2 separate regions of the Mus musculus genome follow, and region 1 is linked to region 2. A link is a loop called in an ENCODE intact Hi-C map of the cell type or tissue named here. Cell type or tissue: gastrocnemius. All regions are shown on one strand.

Region 1 (8,000 bases), 630 kb after region 2:
GCCATAGAGCCTAAAGGTACAGTTCCTGCTGAGGTTAATATAGCCGAGAAGCCAGCGGTTCATTCATTACCTGAGGTCACAGTTAAACTGGCCGAGGAGCCCAAAGGCGTTTCAGTTAAATCCAGCATAAGTCAAGACCTTAAAGAAAAACTCACATTTTTATCAAACGAAGACGTTTTAAAGCAACCTAAGTCTAACTCTGAAAACTATGGGCAGAAGGAACTGCCAGGCTTCTCAGAAGGAATGGGCGAAAGCTTAGCTACTTCAGTTGGTGACAAACATCCTGGAATTCATCCTTGTTCCCCTATGGGTGAGAAAGTGGGTATGGAAGAAGCCCAAAACATGGCTCCTCTTCATATTACTGAGAGCCAAAGACGCCAGAAGCCAGAGGTCTCTTCTCCGTCTATGTGGAATATTTCTGCACGTAAGGAAGAGCCAAGCAGTGATCACAAGGAAACATGGCTCTCGTCATCTGACGTAGTAGATAGAATGCCACAGAAGCCCAAATCAGCCCAGTCCGCCTTCACAAGGATGAACTCAGAGGAACCAGCATCAATGATTCTGCCAGTGGAATCAAAAGGCAGTTTAAGTGATCTTGGTGAAGACAGACTTAGACAAGAAATGCCAAAACCCACTTCTTTGGAACATTGTGAAGAGGAAGTGGAACGTCCAACAGAGGAGAAGGATGGCTGGGAAACTAGATCATTTTCCTTGGCAGGGAAGAGGGGCCTGGCAGAGAAGCAAGAAATCATGGCTCCCTTGGAACTCAGGGAAAATGAAGCAGTAGGAGAGTTGCAAAGGATGCCGGAATCTCGACCTTTCAAATTGGAAGAATCAAAAGCTGCTGAGAGGCTTGAACAGCGCATCTCTCCAACTGAAAAGCTCATGGAAAAACCCAGCAAGACTCTTGCTTTGGATAGGAGAGAAAAGGAAGTGCAGGAATGGGTATTTTCAGAAGGAGAGAAGCAAGAATACCCCCCTGCAGCCATGCCTGTGCCTGGAGCATCAGCTGTTTCTTTGGATAAGGCTCAACCACATTTGCTGGCTAAACCAACACCAGTTGTTGAAAAACCAGAACATATAGTCACAGAGGTATACCCAGAAATTAGGGAGAGAAAGGCAGCAGAAACCCAACCACATCCCCAGGAAGAAGGTAAAACTTTAGTAGAGAAAACCAAGGTTTCCCGTGTGGAGTCTCCCCATGGAGAGGAAACGGATGGCCATTCTCTTACTCAGGAAGGAAATCTGGAGTTGGAAAAGTCAGGTGAGAGTAGAGTGGATCTCAAAGAGGAAAGGAGGCGGTTCGTGATGCCCGAGTTGTCCCTTGGTGCTTCAGTGGCTGCGGAAGATGGAAGTGTGCAGCCAAGACCCCTATCTAAGGATGCTGCTAGGGTATCAGACATGACTGATGAAACAAAGCATTTAGGAACGCCGCCAACTCAGCCGTCAGCTGTAGAACCACAAACTCTTGTTTTAGGAACTTCTGTAGAACATACAGTGAAGAAACAAGAAACATGGTCAGACAGGCCCACAGTCCACACTTTCCAGACATCTAAAGACTACACGGAAGAGATGCTGAAACAGTCTGTTCTTATTTCAAAGCATCACTTGGAAGCTGTGGAAGATGTGCACAGAAACGAACCGCCCTCTTCAGCAGCAAGTAACTATACTCAGTTTATGCTTAGTGCATCAGAGATCAGTGCTGATGGAGTTCCTCCTATGGGAGGCACAGCCCAGGAGCCTGAAGGCACCTCTGTGAAAGATGAAGAATTTTCAGTAACCAGCAAGCCAGCTGGCCTTTCAGAAGATCAGAAGAGTGCCTTTAGCATCATTTCTGAAGGCTGCGAGATATTGAATATCCATGCCCCTGCCTTCATCCCTTCAGTGGATCAGGAAGAAAGTGAACAAATGCAAGATAAGTTACAGTATTTGGAAGAGAAAGCTTCATTTAAAAGCATATCTGTTCATGATGAGAAGAAGGCAGCTGCTTCCCATAAAACGCAGAAGAGCAAGTTAGAAGTTCCTGATAGGAAAATTACATCACTGAAGGAAAATGAGACAAAGGAAACTCATAAGACAAAGGAGGAGATAGCCACAGACTCAGGAATGGGTGATTTCACACCTATCCAACCCACAGTTTCTGGTGAAGAGGATTATTTTGAAAAATATACTTTGATTGATTATAACCTCTCCCCAGGCTCAGGAAAACAGAAATCAACTGTTGAGGAATCTTCAGAGGAAGCCACCAAAACACTGACTTCTTTCCCAGAAAGTTCAGCTGAACAGGCCCTAGACCATGAATATAACTTAGTAAAGTTAGACGAGAGCTTTTATGGGCCAGAAAAGGATGATAGCAAATTATCTCATGCAGAGATGCAAAAGTCTTTGGCTATCCAAAAACCAGATGACAGAAATGCTCCAAAGGGTATCAGTAGAGATGTGGACTCCAGGTCTCCTGGGATGCCTTTATTTGATGTGGAGGAAGGAGTTCTATCAAAAAGACAAATATTTCCCACCACCCCCAAGGCTGTCAACCCTGAGCTGCTAGAGGAGCCCCCAGCACTTTCCTTCTTCTATAAGGATCTGTATGAAGGGGCGGGTGGGGAGAAAAATGAAGGCGAAACAGCTTCAGAAGGTGACAGTGTGGACTCTGAGACATCATTCCCAAGGCGACATTCTGACACTGATGATGGACCAGGTATGTATTTTGAGAAGTACATACTCAAAGACGACATTCTTCATGACGAAACTGTAACTCAAGAAGATCAAGGCCAAGGCCTGGAAGAAAAGCCAGTTGGTGAAGAGGATTCACAGCAACTGAGAGTTGCAGAAAGAGAGATCAGGAGAAAGCCTGAAACTAGTTTTTGGGAGAAAAATCTGGAAGAACAGCACAAAGTTGTTGGCCGGGAAGGAGAACCCACAGGCCACATGGAGACCCTTGATGAGGCGGCAATGCAGCAGAAAGCTCCCATTACAGAGCAAGTCAGAGCAGTCACCCAGAAGATGAGCTATGCAGTTCCATTCCAGGACACCCGCTGTGTTCTGGAGAGTGAGCCAAGCAGCCAGGGTAATGAGGCAGGAAATGCAAGTCCAGATGTCAATCTGAATGTCCCCGTACAAGAGTCTTTCCCAGAAGAAGAATCTGCAGCAGGTGCCACCTATGCTCCTGAAGTATTGCAAGAGAGGCTGGTCCCATCTGTGTCCCGGGAAGAGAGGCTCCACAATACCCCTGTGCAGGATGAGTATGACTTTGTTGGCTCTCTGAATCAGGAAGCAGCCAGTCAAGCCATCTTACCAGAAGAGCCAGGTTCAGAATCCTCACCCAAAGAAGTGTTATCTCAAGGATCAGAATCCTTTGAGCACATCAGGGAACAGGAGCTCACGAGTGAGGGGGAACCAAGAATGTCTGCTTCACAGGAAGTGTGGGACAGGACAGAAGACCAATCAGCAAGAGAATCAGTGACCGCTAAGACACAAAAGGAACCGAAAAAGACTCAGGCTGAATCTTACTGCTACACCTGCAAAAGCCTGGTCTCTGAAATGGACAAGGCACTGGACATTCACAAAGACCACGAGGTTTCAGCACTCGACACGGCTATAAGTGCTGTTAAGGTAAACCAACTTAACACACACAAATCGTACATAGATATTGGGTTTGCTTTCACATTTTCTTAAAAATGACCGCTATTTAATATTTATTTTAAGCAAAATGGTCTGAAAACATATGGATATTTCTCTAAGAACTTAGTTACGACTAGCTTATCTGTTATTTTTATGGGTAGAATATGTGTCAGAGCACTTTTCTAGGTTCTAAGGAAATTGCTATCTCATAACAAAGACCCTTAATGTTATAAAAAAGTAAAATGCTACACATTAGCACACAAAGCAATTACTTTCTGTGATCAATAATTTTGTCCTTTAAAATTTGAATCTACTACCCTAGCCAATTCTATTCTAAATGCTAAAAAATGCTTGAAACAGTAAGATTTTAATTTTGAGTCTCATTATATCACATTTCGCCAGAGATGCTGTTGAGAAACATGGAACCACTAAGCAACCATCCACTGAGCACCCATCTGCTAAGCAACCATCCACTGAACACCCATTCACTGAGCATCCATCCACTGAGTACCCAACCACTGAGAACCCATCCACTGAACACTCATCCACTGAGCACCCATCCACTGAGCACTCATCCACTGAGCACCCATCCACTCATCCACTGAGCATCCATCCACTGAGCACCCATCTACTGAGCACCCATTCACTGAGCACCCATCCACCCCCCAATCATCTTCTATTTTCACACACTCTTCAACATAGAGCAGTCAGGATCTTAAAATTAGTAAATAATAACAAAACTCAAGGACTTTCTCTGTGCCAGCATGCATTGAGTTCTTCGTGTATAAAGTACATTTTAATTCTCTTAGTTCCTCAACAGTAATGGAATGGGCTCAGGGAGTTTAAGTGATTTGGTCTGATATTGTAGTTTATGCTCTTGGCTGTATGTCTGTATGTTTGACTCAGTGATGTGCCATCACTGATTCTCAAACTACCCTTCAGTGATGTTGCTGTTAAATAATTGTCACTGATTCTGATTAAATAGAATTGCACTTTAGAATCTGGGTATTTTTCCTATCAAATTAATTCTCTCTTATTCCTCTAGGGTGAAATTTTATTTACGTTTATCCTGTTAAAGTTTGGAGGAAGGGGAATCTCAACAGATTCCACACAAATGTGTTTCTAAAAGCCATGGATGTGTTAACTCCACTGAAATGAGCCCTATGCTATAATTACATTTGCTTTGAAGACTGACAGCTACTGGTCACTGTCTGCAGAAACAAGCCTCAGTTTTCCATACACCATGATGATGATGATGATGATAGCTAAGTTTTTTCTAGATGTTGACAATTTAAAGAGTCCAAAAGTCATACTCTGATCTCTTCAGATCATATAATTTTTTCAAACTTTTAAAAACAGATCAAAAGTAAGATGATGTCATCTTAAAAAAAAACACTGTAAAGGTTTTGTTTGTTGTTTGTTTGATATTCTCTAAAGATAGTGGGAAGGAGAAAAGTGAAAACCAGTTGACTAAAGCCAGGAAGGCTTGATTTTCTTTTTTCACTGAGTTATCCAAGATTAAGAGTTGGAGGCAACTTTCAAAAAAAGAAAAACTGGGGGCTGGAGAGATGGCTCAGCAGTTATGAGCACTGGCTGCTCTTGCAGAGAAACTAGGTTCAGTTTCTAGTGCCCACATGGCAGCATACAGGCATCCATAACTCTGATTCCAAGAAAATAATGCCCTCTTCTAAGACCTGTGGTGCACATGTGTACATGTAGGCAAAACACTCATATACATAAATAAGTAAATCTTAAAAAATTAAGAAAGTAAAATTATATCACAAACAGCTGTAACTAGAGAAATCGATAGCACCTTCCGGGTGGACTTTTGTGCTTCTTCCCGGACTGTCGGCCGCCATCCCCAACATGGTGACGACTGCCCCTTATTCATTTAATTTCATCCTTGACTCTCTACTTGCCTGCTTTTGCAGTGTTTGTCAACCTCCTGCTCTAGGTCAGGACGGATGCCAGTCCTTGGGGGTGAGAGGGGAAGAAAATGAGAATGAGAATGTGAACTTAGAGGTTCCTCAGATCGGTATTGGCTTTCGGGAGCTGAGAGACTAAGCCTTTGGGGGTTAATGGTTGGGTAGAAGTGGGCGGGACAGGAAAGATGTCTCTACAAGCTGAGGTGTGGCTGAGCCTTAATGAGGTAGAGATCTTGTAATAGCCAACGGCAATGAGGACATTCTAGAAGTGGAAGATATAGGAAAAAACACATGTATGAGAAGAAACTACAGAAAGATGCAGCTGTGTCACAGAAGCCTAAGGGCTGGGGGCGGGGCTGGGGACTGAGACCTGCAGGAAACTAGAAGCTTCTTGATGAGACTTCATGTCGTAATGTCATCACCATTCTGTGGACAGTTGCAGCTCTGTTGTTCAGCTTTGTTTTTGTTTTGTAGTAATAAAATAATCAAATAAATCCCGGTAATGGGTTCCTGCTACCGCCCCAATGTTTCCATTCCCTAATGAAAGACACACACATAGCCTTTACGTTTTGATATACCTAAAACAGCTCAGTGGCTGAGCCACTTTCTAACCTCCATGTGGCTAATCCACCTTCCTCTGATAATCCCGAGTTATCACTTCCTATGTTTTGTATCCTTCCTTGGCTGCCCTGGACCCAGTTCAGGCCTGTTAGGATGCACTCTTCCTGGCTCCTACATCTTCTCACATGTGGCATCTCTCATCTCCTTTTCCTTGCATGGTGGATCTCCTCCTCCTCCTCTTCCTCCTCCTCCTCCTTTTCCTCCTCCTCCTCCTCCTCCCTCCCTCCCTCCCTCCCCCCTCCCTCCCTCCCTCCCTCCCTCCCTCCCTCCGTCTCTCCCTCCCTCCCTCCCTGGGTCCCTAGCCTCTGTCTGCCCTGCCTGGCCATTGACTGCCAGCAACGTTATTTTCCAATCAGAATCAACTGGGGATAGGATCCCTTAGTGCCTTACACTTGTGGGGGGACACAGACTCTTGTGCAAACAATTTGGGGGACCCAAATTAACATAAGAATACAAGTAGCATTAGGAGAAACCCATCAGGCCAGAATACCTGTACGCTTAGAACTATGGATGAATTGAGGACTATCCTCATCCACCCTCCAACTTTTCTAGATTGTTGTTGGGAAATCCTACTACTTAAGGCCTACCATGTCCGGATAGCTGAGCTTGGTGCAAAGTGGAGGACTCCCTTTTACCAGTAGGGCTTCCCTTTCCCTTACCTTGTACGGGGACCTGCCCTCCATGCCCTCGACCTGAGGAAGGTCACATAGCTCTTGGAAAACCTACAAGTTCAACTTCCTCTGACCCAATAAGAACCCACCCAGAAAGCATCTGGGATTCCTGGAATGTCCTTTAATACAAATGAGGCATTCACAGTACATTAAATTCCAGCCAGTGATTTTACATTACCCTTGTTGACCCCAAATAAAGTATGTGCAAAAGCTGTTTCATTGAAGATGATCTAAGAGGGCTGTTTCACTGAGTATTGTCTAAAAGAGCTATAACGCTAATATTCCCAGAGAAGGCCCCCACTCCCCTCCACAGTACTCGTTCTAGACTCCGATTCATCCTTCCAGTCTGGTATGCAGTGGTGTCTGGATACCCTGAAGGAGGCAGATCCCTGTTCTCAGTAGCCACCCAGCCTAACCTACTTGATGAGTTCCAGGAAAGTGAGAGACCCTGTCAAAAGCAAAACAGGTGGATAGTGCCTGAAGATAATACTAGAGGTCTTCCTCTGGTCTTCCCGTGACTGTAGGCATACCTATGCATGGGCATTTGTGTTTAATAAGCTCTGGATTTGAATTATTACTGTTCATAAGGACATGAGTGTTATAGACTCTGCAGTTGAACCCTAGAGCATTGCTTATCAGTTTGAGGAATTTTAGAATCACCTGTAAATACAAAGGGACCTACTGCCTCCTACCACCATGACTTCATGGTAGACTACACACATGTCTCTACTACCCCGTTTCTGGGATTACAAGCTTGCACATCCATTCACTTGGCTTTACACTGGTCTGGGAACCAAACTCCTGCCCTTATGCTTGCAAAGAAGGCGATTAACCAACCGAGCTACTTCTCCAGCCCCATAAAACTCGACTGTTTATCATACATAATCTTTCAAATCCATTTAGGTGAAGCAGCAAAAAAAATTATTCAAAATTTGATTTGTTAGTGAAAAATAGAACAGTGAATCTCTAAAAATTATATTAAAGAAGCTGGAACTCGGGTTGGAGAGATGGCTCAGCGGTTAAGAGCACTGACGGCTCTTCCAAAGGTCCTGAGTTCAAATCGCAGCAACCACATGATGGCTCACAACCATCCATAATAAGATCTGATGCCCTCTTCTGGTGACAGCTACAGTGTACTTATATATAATAATAAATAAATCTT
Region 2 (8,000 bases):
GTGTATGCATGTGTGTGCGTGAGTGCCTGTGTATGTACATATGTATAAGTGTGCCTGTGGACATGACAGTGACTGCTATGATTGATCACCACAGTGACCACAAAAGTAGTGACTGCAACAGCTGACCACATCAATGACCCACACACACTGAACACTGATTGATGATCACAGTGACCTCTATGACTGTGTGTCTCTGTGTGTTTGTCTATGAGTGTAAAAGTGTATCCTGAGTGGTGTGTATATGTGTGTGAGTGCATGTGTTGTGTCTTTCACAATCGCCAGTGCCCGAGAAGGAGCTGAGCTGGTAATGGAAGATTCTTGTTTTTCATTTCTTCCTTTCTACCTCCTCAGCAGTTTTGACAAGAACATGGTTCACTTTAACAATGCTGGTGACTGCTCTTCTCCCTCATGCTCCTCCTGAAAATGGGCATACAACCATGCTGTGCATGTGTGTGTGTGTGTGTGTGTGTGTGTGTGTGTGTGTGTGTGTGTGTGTCTCGATTTATAAGACAGTCTATGGAGTTCCAGGGTAGAGTGTCAGGACCACTAAGCCCATAGGAAAGAGGACTGTGGTCGAAAGTGACAGGTGACGAGGTGTCACACTCAACTTCAGACTTGGCCTAAAGGGATGCTCTTCCTCAGGTGGTGTCACCTCCCTGTGACTTGCTCCCACCCTCAAAGGCAGAGGGAATGCCAAGTCCCATCCCACCTAACCCCTCCCCACTCTGACAGCTACCTCTCCATATCTTCTCACTATGGCTGCTGTCACGTGTTGAGCATTTAAGGATTTAGGGAAAGATTCTAATTATTAACTTTGGGGATAAAGAAAGGGAAGAAATGGTTTCAATAAAATTCTAAAGTTGTTATCATTTTTTTTTCACTATCAAAACCAAATATTACCCTGTATTCTCCTCTGCTTCTGCCTGGCATCTATTTTCCAAAGCAACGTGGGTTTTGGTAATTACTGTCCTTTTAAATCTTATAGAACACCGTCCAACAGGCTTTGAAAGGGACATCTTTCTGTACGTTAAATGTCTGAGTAACAGTTTTGGCTCATAGGCACAGGACTTGACTTCTCAAGTTATATAGCTTAGGTTACAGTATTTATTTCCAGGAAGCTGTCTCTCATCATAGATTGCAAAGCTATGACAAAGTTGTGACACCACCAGCAGGGTGTCACAACTGTCAATCGAATCTAGTCTCTTGTCTGAGAAATTAGCAGTATCTTCTCTCCTGTGAGGTTGATAGCAACCATCTGACTTCATCCCATGGTGGAAAAGACCCAGCCTAGGTAGGTAGGTAGGGCCAAGTCCTTGGGCTCTCTATTTATCCAACACAGTCATCAAGAACTAACTCTTTGACACCTGAATAAGAACCAACAATTCAGCATCCAAAAACATGTCCTCAGTCAAAATTAGCATCTTTTAAACAATTTGCTTTGGAGCTCAGTTTCGGTTATTTGATTATATCATTTAAAAGATCTAATAAATTCACATGTGCACCTGCTGATCGTCATAAAGAACATCTTAAAGCATCCATTTCCGTATGAAGACATCACTCACTGAGACCTCCTTCCCACAGTAATATCCAGAACACAGAAGCCGAAGAACCGATCCCTCCTGGGGCCGGCAGCAGAGAGCTAGGTGCTTGGAGGAGTCAGACATTTTTATCTTTATTTTAAACAGTCAAATTCAGACTTCTGTCACCACAAGGAGCAATCTGCTGCTAGGAGCTGCTCAAATTCCAAGCACCTGCTTTCCCTCATCTAGAGACAGATGGCACATCATAAAAATAAAAGCCAGGGAAAATGCACAGGAAAGATGGATTCCTTTAAGAATTCTTTAAATGGGGTCCTTGCCCCCCGAAGTCAAGCACAACAAGTACACACATTTCCTGTTAATACTTCAGCTGGGAATTTGGGAGCTGATGCCAAGCATTAAAAAAGTTCCCATAGCCCGATTTATAGACACAAGCTCACATATTCCCACGGGAGAGGAAACCAGCCTAGAGCTCAGAAACATGGCGGTGTATTTGGAGAATCCTAACCAGTAGCCTGACAGCAGCTGTTCCTCCTAACCTTGCCACCATCACCTACTTAGGCAAGTCCTTTTACATTCTTTCATGTGACTCTGAAGCTCTGAAGCACTGCTCAGTGGCATGACCTTATTTCCATGTGTAGGGCTGGCTCCAACGGGCAGGGCCACAAAGAAATGGCCTCCAATGATATAAGTTTCCACAGTAGTTATGCAGCACCGGTGGGGTTTCTCGACTCTTAGGAACCCCCGTAGGGTTTATTAAAACACAGCTTTGTTGTCCAGGCTCCCCGAAATTCTGCTTTTAGTGAGTCTAGGGTTGGACCTGAGAATTGACATTTCTAACAAGTTTACAGATGAGACTGAGCCTGGTGGGCTGAGGACCACTGATGTAGAGTGTCCCTTTGGCATATCGATGTGAATAATAGTTCTCTGGACCTGTGTTGGCCTCCTCAGTAAATACACACTTGGTACTGGGCACGTTGGAAACACATCTTGTGTTTACATTTAGATGTTATCATTAGACGCAAAACTGAATCATAAACCCCTGCTTAACCCAATGTGGCGAGGCTCTTCTATCCTTTAAGCATCCAGGGAAAGTCAATGTCCTTACTGCTTGCTTAGCTGACGCGCAACCTCACCAGCCACCAGGGGTGGCTGATACACACACAACATACATGCAGCACAATTTCTATAAAGATGCCTGTTGAAATCTGTTAATCATCTTGTGATTTTTACTAACTTTCACCTTGGGTTTTAGTCTTCTTTTAACTATTTTTAAAAAATTTTATGTGCATCGGTGCTTTGCCTGCATGCATGTCTGTGTGAGGGTGTGGGATGCCCTGGAACTGGGATTACAGATAATTGTGAGGTGCCACGTGGGTGCTGGGACTTGAACCCAGGTTCTCTGAAAAATGCAGTCAGTGCTTTTAACCACTGAGCCATCTCTCCAGCGCCTTGGGTTTTAAGTCTTAACCCTTAAAGAAGTTGAGTTCTGCTGCCTTACGTCTCCAGGCTCTTCCACAGTGAAGCTGATCAAATTACGGCGGATAATTCACACGGAGCATCAAGCCATGTTTAGTATTTATATTCAACTCGTTTCTTCTGTAGTCACACTTGGCTAAGTTTTAAAGAAAGCGTGGCTCTGTCGTAAAACACTGCCATCACCTTCACATTCATTTCATACACCCTGGGGAACGTAAACATACCTTATTCAGCTTCACGAAATATTCCAGCCCAGCTTCCAAGGGGTTTGTGTCACAGTTCATCTGGAAGGGAAACAGGTTTTGAATCCCAGGTGAGCCTGCTAATTTGGTTCACTGAAGAACTGCGCTGTCCTTAAAAGGACTTCAGAGAGATCTGCCTGCCTCTTCCTCCAGGTAGGGGATTAAAGGAGTTCACCACCACTCCCAGCAAGTACAGGGCGAGGGGAGATGAAGAGATTACTAAAACAGAAACAAACCCATTACCTTCACTCAGCAAATACTGGCAAACACTGGCTCCCACCTTGAGCTGATGCATAACAATGATAGAAACAGAGACATCACTTTCTTATATTAGTCTCCCCAGAATTAAGGACACTGGATGGTTTTTGAGTAAAGATTCTTTAAAAGACCAATTATGGACTAGTCTCTGAAGCAGTATTTTCCATTCAAATGAAGCCTTTGGCAAATGCTGTTATTTTTAAATATGGCAAACACAGAGACTGAACATTGGGTTGGTTTCCACTGCTCTTTTATTTTAAAGGTGTTAATGAATTTATCTGTTTTCATTGCGTGTACATGTATGTGTTCATGTCTGCGTGTGGGTGTGTGCAGGTGTGCTCTCCCAGAACTGAAGTAACGGGGCTGCCCATCGAGGATGCTGGGAACTGACCTCTGCTTCTCTGCAGGAGAAGCACACACAGTGCTCTTAACCACTGAGCCATCTCTCTGGCCTCCGATCTTTTACCTTAATAAATATTTGAAGGCTAGTACATGGTGTTTCACAAACAAGAATCTCATGTATGTTATGTAATAATTTTAATTACATAATTGTGTTTTTAAAAAAGTAACAAGTAACTTTGCTTAGCTTGCATTTAGCCATGAATGGGGGTAAAGAGGGGAAAGCAGGTGACAGAACACTGGCTTTTGCAGAGTTCTAGAAAGAAAACGGGAAGGGAGGATTAAAGCTCAGAACTAGCTGACTCGAGATAGGATGCATCAATTCAGGGGAAATCCAATATTTAGTTCTAAACCTGAATGAAGTTAGGGGGTTTTTATCACTGTTTTGTTTTTAAGGGGTTTTTGAAGATTCTAATTTATACGATGAGAACTGAGGGGAAATGAAAGAGATGAACTCAGGAGGAACTGCTAAATGTATAGAAATGGGAACAGAATACCTCGATGTACTCAGTTAAGTGTTAATGAGCAGAGGACCTTTCTGGAAGTCGGGTTTTTTGTTGTTCATTTCTTTATGGGAATGAGAACTGCCTGCTCTAACCTCCCAAAGAGTCGACATAAACTAGATAAACGTAAGACTACTTTACACCACATAAAAGTGTTCTCATATTTCCTAAATTAGTTTGAGTTACTCTGAAATTATTTTTCAGTCTGCCAAAATTAGAGATTTTTTTTTTCAGGGAAACAGAGCGACTTCGCCGATGTTTCTGCACTAGAGGGCGCTCTGGCACTGTTGGGAAAGAGGACCCTAAAATGGAGCCCAGGGAGAGGAAGCAGAAGGAAAAACAAAAAAACCAAAAACATCAGAAAAATTGAGGCTAGAATACAGCGATGTTTAACTCTCAAGGGGTGGCTTCTCTGTCCTTTTTCCTGAGCATGGGGACAAATTTGTTTTGTTTTCTGAGGGCAGCTGGCCTTGCCTGAGTCCTGGCTGTAAACTTGAGTTCGCTGCAGCAGGCAGGACCGGCTTCCTGCAAGCTTGCATCAATGAGAAGGCCCAAGGGTAAGTACCTGAGCTCTCAGGTTAACCTAGAAATTAACTGTATAGTGTGTTTGTTCGGCTCATTACTAACCATCTCTACGTCTGCGCTGATTCTTTAGGATAAATACTCCATTTTATAAGAGAGCAGGCCAGCCAGCCAAGAGTTAAGTAAAGGATAGATTTAAACCCCAGAGTCCCCACTCGGAAGCTCATGTTTACAATGGCCCCTAAAACGTCAGTTCTCTGTAAAAGTTAGGGTTTTGTTTCTCCCACAAGGTAAATAGGACCCTGGTCACAGGAATCTGGATGTTGGGGGCTCAATGAACCCAGTGAATGTATGCAAAATAAGAGTCGTGGTAAAGCTAAGTCATAGAACAAGGGCTTCTGGGAACGCGCATAGGGGCTTTATCTTGATGACAACAGTCAATGTGGGAAGACCCTTCATAATTGTGGACACCACATTCCCTGGGCAGGGGATCCTGGGTAAAGTGCAGGAAGCCAGTTAGCAGCTGTCCAGGGGCTTGCAATCATTTTAGACTATGGATGTGACATGACCAGTTCTCTCAAGCCACTGTCACTGTGACTTCCCCACTCTGAAGGACTGTAACCTGGACCTGTGAACTGAAAGAAACCCTTTCTCCCTGAATTCGCTTCTGTCAGGGTATTTTTTTCCCCCACAGAAACAGGAAGGAAACTAAGACAGAAGCAAAGCAGAATCAATGCATATAAAAATGTTGTGTAAGTGGTTAACAATTGTACACAGAGAAGCTCTTGATTCCCACTGGTGGGGAAGACTAGACCCACACACACGGGACCACTGTCCCTGTCCCTCAAAAGAAAAGGACATTAGTTCGCCTAAGGATGATTGTGAGAGGGAAATGAAACGTAACAGAGGGAAAGCAAGGATGTGAGAGGTGATACTCAGATCCTCTGGCGTGTGCCTGCCAGAAAATGTCTGGGGTTCACCACTAAGCAGGGGGAATTAAGGCAGAATAAACGTTACCCCCAAACCCAGTCAGTGCTCATCTGGAAAGCAGAGAGGCAGGGGAGTTCTTTCCCTACTCAAAGTCATTTAATGGCATTTGATTTCTCTTCTAGCTGGAACTGATAGTAGTAATGCTATGAAAACTAGTCTCCCAACATTAGATACAGTAAGGTAAGCATCCGTTAGTGAGGATGCTAGCATGCAAACCTCGGAGCCCCAGGCTCGGAAAGCCTTCTCCAGTCTCAAAGCGTTCAGGGCGTAAGTTCCAAAGTCGCCGATGCCCTCCTCCTGGCCGGCACTCATGATGCGCTCATAAAGCGTCGCAGAATCTTCTCGTCTGTGGTACAGCTCCCAGCCCAGCTCACCTGAAATGCACAGGCAGGGCCCACACAGGCATGAGAGTGGTGCTGGCAGGGCCTGCGCTCACATCCATTAACTAACACGTGTAGGAGAAAACCCCACCAGCACAAAGCAACCTTTGGTGGTCTTTAAAAGAACAGCTCACAAGGAGCAGTCAGTTCAGTGACCATTTGTGTGTAAGCCTGACTCCTGCACAGAGAGACTCCTGCACAGAGAGCAGTCAGATTCACTTTTTAGCCCGGACCCTGGCCCCATACGAGCCTCCAAAGTTTCCAGGGCAACGGTAGTAAACAACTAACACATGTTTTCACAGGGTTCGTCTGGGTATGGGAGGGCATCTGTGATCCCGACACTCAGAAAGCTGAGAGAGGTTTGTGAGCCCAGGGCCAGCCTTGGCTACTGAGACACTGTTTAAAAATAAAACACAACAAAATAACAACTTTAAAGAGGGTGAGGAGCAAGTTCAGACAGTACTTATCATGTGGGTAAGCACGAAGATCCAAGTTTGCCCGGAATTCACATTTTTAAAAAGCACACGCTGGAGGTCTGGGGCCGGGTAGGGTGCCCACAATGGCTCAATGGGTAAAGCCAGGGGCCCTCATCCGTGCAGCAGTTCTCAACCTGTGGGTTACGTCCCCTTGGGGGGGGGGGGGTGTCTAACAAATCCTATCATGGGGTTACTAGAAAACACAGATATTTACACTCCATAACACTGGCAAAATTAGAGCTATGACATAGCAATATGCAATGATTTTATGAAATAATTTTATGGTTGGGGGCCACCACAACTGAGGAGCTGTACTAAAGGGTTGCAGCATCAGGAAGAGTGAGAGTTCTAGTGGAAAGCTTGGTGTAGTCACGATGGGCTGGAAGTCACACTATCTGTGAGTGTTCCCATATATCACGCCACTGTGGCCTTCCATTTATTCTAATGACCATCTTTTGTTCCTTTCTCATCTACACTTCCAAAGAGAAGCGACTAGAAACCAGTGGAAGCTCCATAAAGAGTAGGCATGGCCAACAGACTTCTTGTCTTAGAGTTGGGCAGAAGAAATCTTTCTTCAGAATCAGAGAAAGTTAGACAGAGGGGTGGAGGGAGACTGAGTGTGCATGAGTGTGTGTGAGTGAGCATATGAGTGTGAGTATGTGTAAGAATGTATTGTGACTGTGAGGGTGTATGTGTGTGTGTGTGTGTGTGTGTGTGTGAAAGAGAGAGAGAGAGGATGCACTATGAGGGTATGACTATGTGGGGTTATGTGTGAGTGTGTGTGTGTGTGTGTATGTGTATGTGTGTGTGTGTGAGTATGTGTGAGCATGTACAGTGAGGGTGTGACTGTGTAGTTGTGCGTGTGTGTGAGTGTGGTTATGTACGAATGTGTATAAAATGCACTGTGAGGGTGTGACAGTGTATGACAGTATGCAGTATGTGTAAATGTGTGTGTATGTATATGTGTGTGATTGTGTGTGAGATATACTGTGAGGGTGTGACAGTGTATCTGGTATGTGTGACACTGTGTGTATGTGTGAGTGTATATGTATGAGTGTGTATGAGACACACTGTGGGTGTGACAATGTATGAGTGTGTGTGTGTGTGCACTGTGAGGTTGTGACAGTGTGTGATAGTCTATAGTGTGTGTGAGTGTGTGTGTGTGGTTATGTGTGAGTGTGTATGTGTGGTTATATGTGAGTGTGTGTGTGTG

The links. Peaks named below come from ENCODE experiments on the same cell type or tissue, not always from the same donor. Only the 100,000 strongest peaks of a DNase experiment are listed, where the experiment ranks them.
Region 1: it touches region 2 in a loop (3-fold over the local background); 2 of 42 quality-filtered maps call a loop at or near these places.

What each region holds. Positions count from the first base shown.
Region 1 is chr13:93,084,732-93,092,731 of GRCm38, reverse strand. It overlaps Cmya5 (cardiomyopathy associated 5), which reads left to right. Exons shown (of 13, transcript NM_023821.3): 2 at 1-3,612. Among named protein-coding and RNA genes, the nearest start is that of A630019I02Rik, 6.1 kb to the left of the region's middle. In gastrocnemius, a CTCF peak has its summit at 7,947 (motif pointing left); DNase peaks (open chromatin) are centred at 731, 1,398 and 3,039; H3K27ac peaks cover 989 bases.
Region 2 is chr13:93,715,860-93,723,859 of GRCm38, reverse strand. It overlaps Dmgdh (dimethylglycine dehydrogenase precursor), which reads right to left. Exons shown (of 16, transcript NM_028772.3): 13 at 6,148-6,305; 14 at 3,242-3,301. AW495222 (expressed sequence AW495222) reads left to right here and starts at 4,685. Exons shown (of 3, transcript NR_045086.2): 1 at 4,685-4,976. In gastrocnemius, a CTCF peak has its summit at 4,688 (motif pointing right); a DNase peak (open chromatin) is centred at 4,700.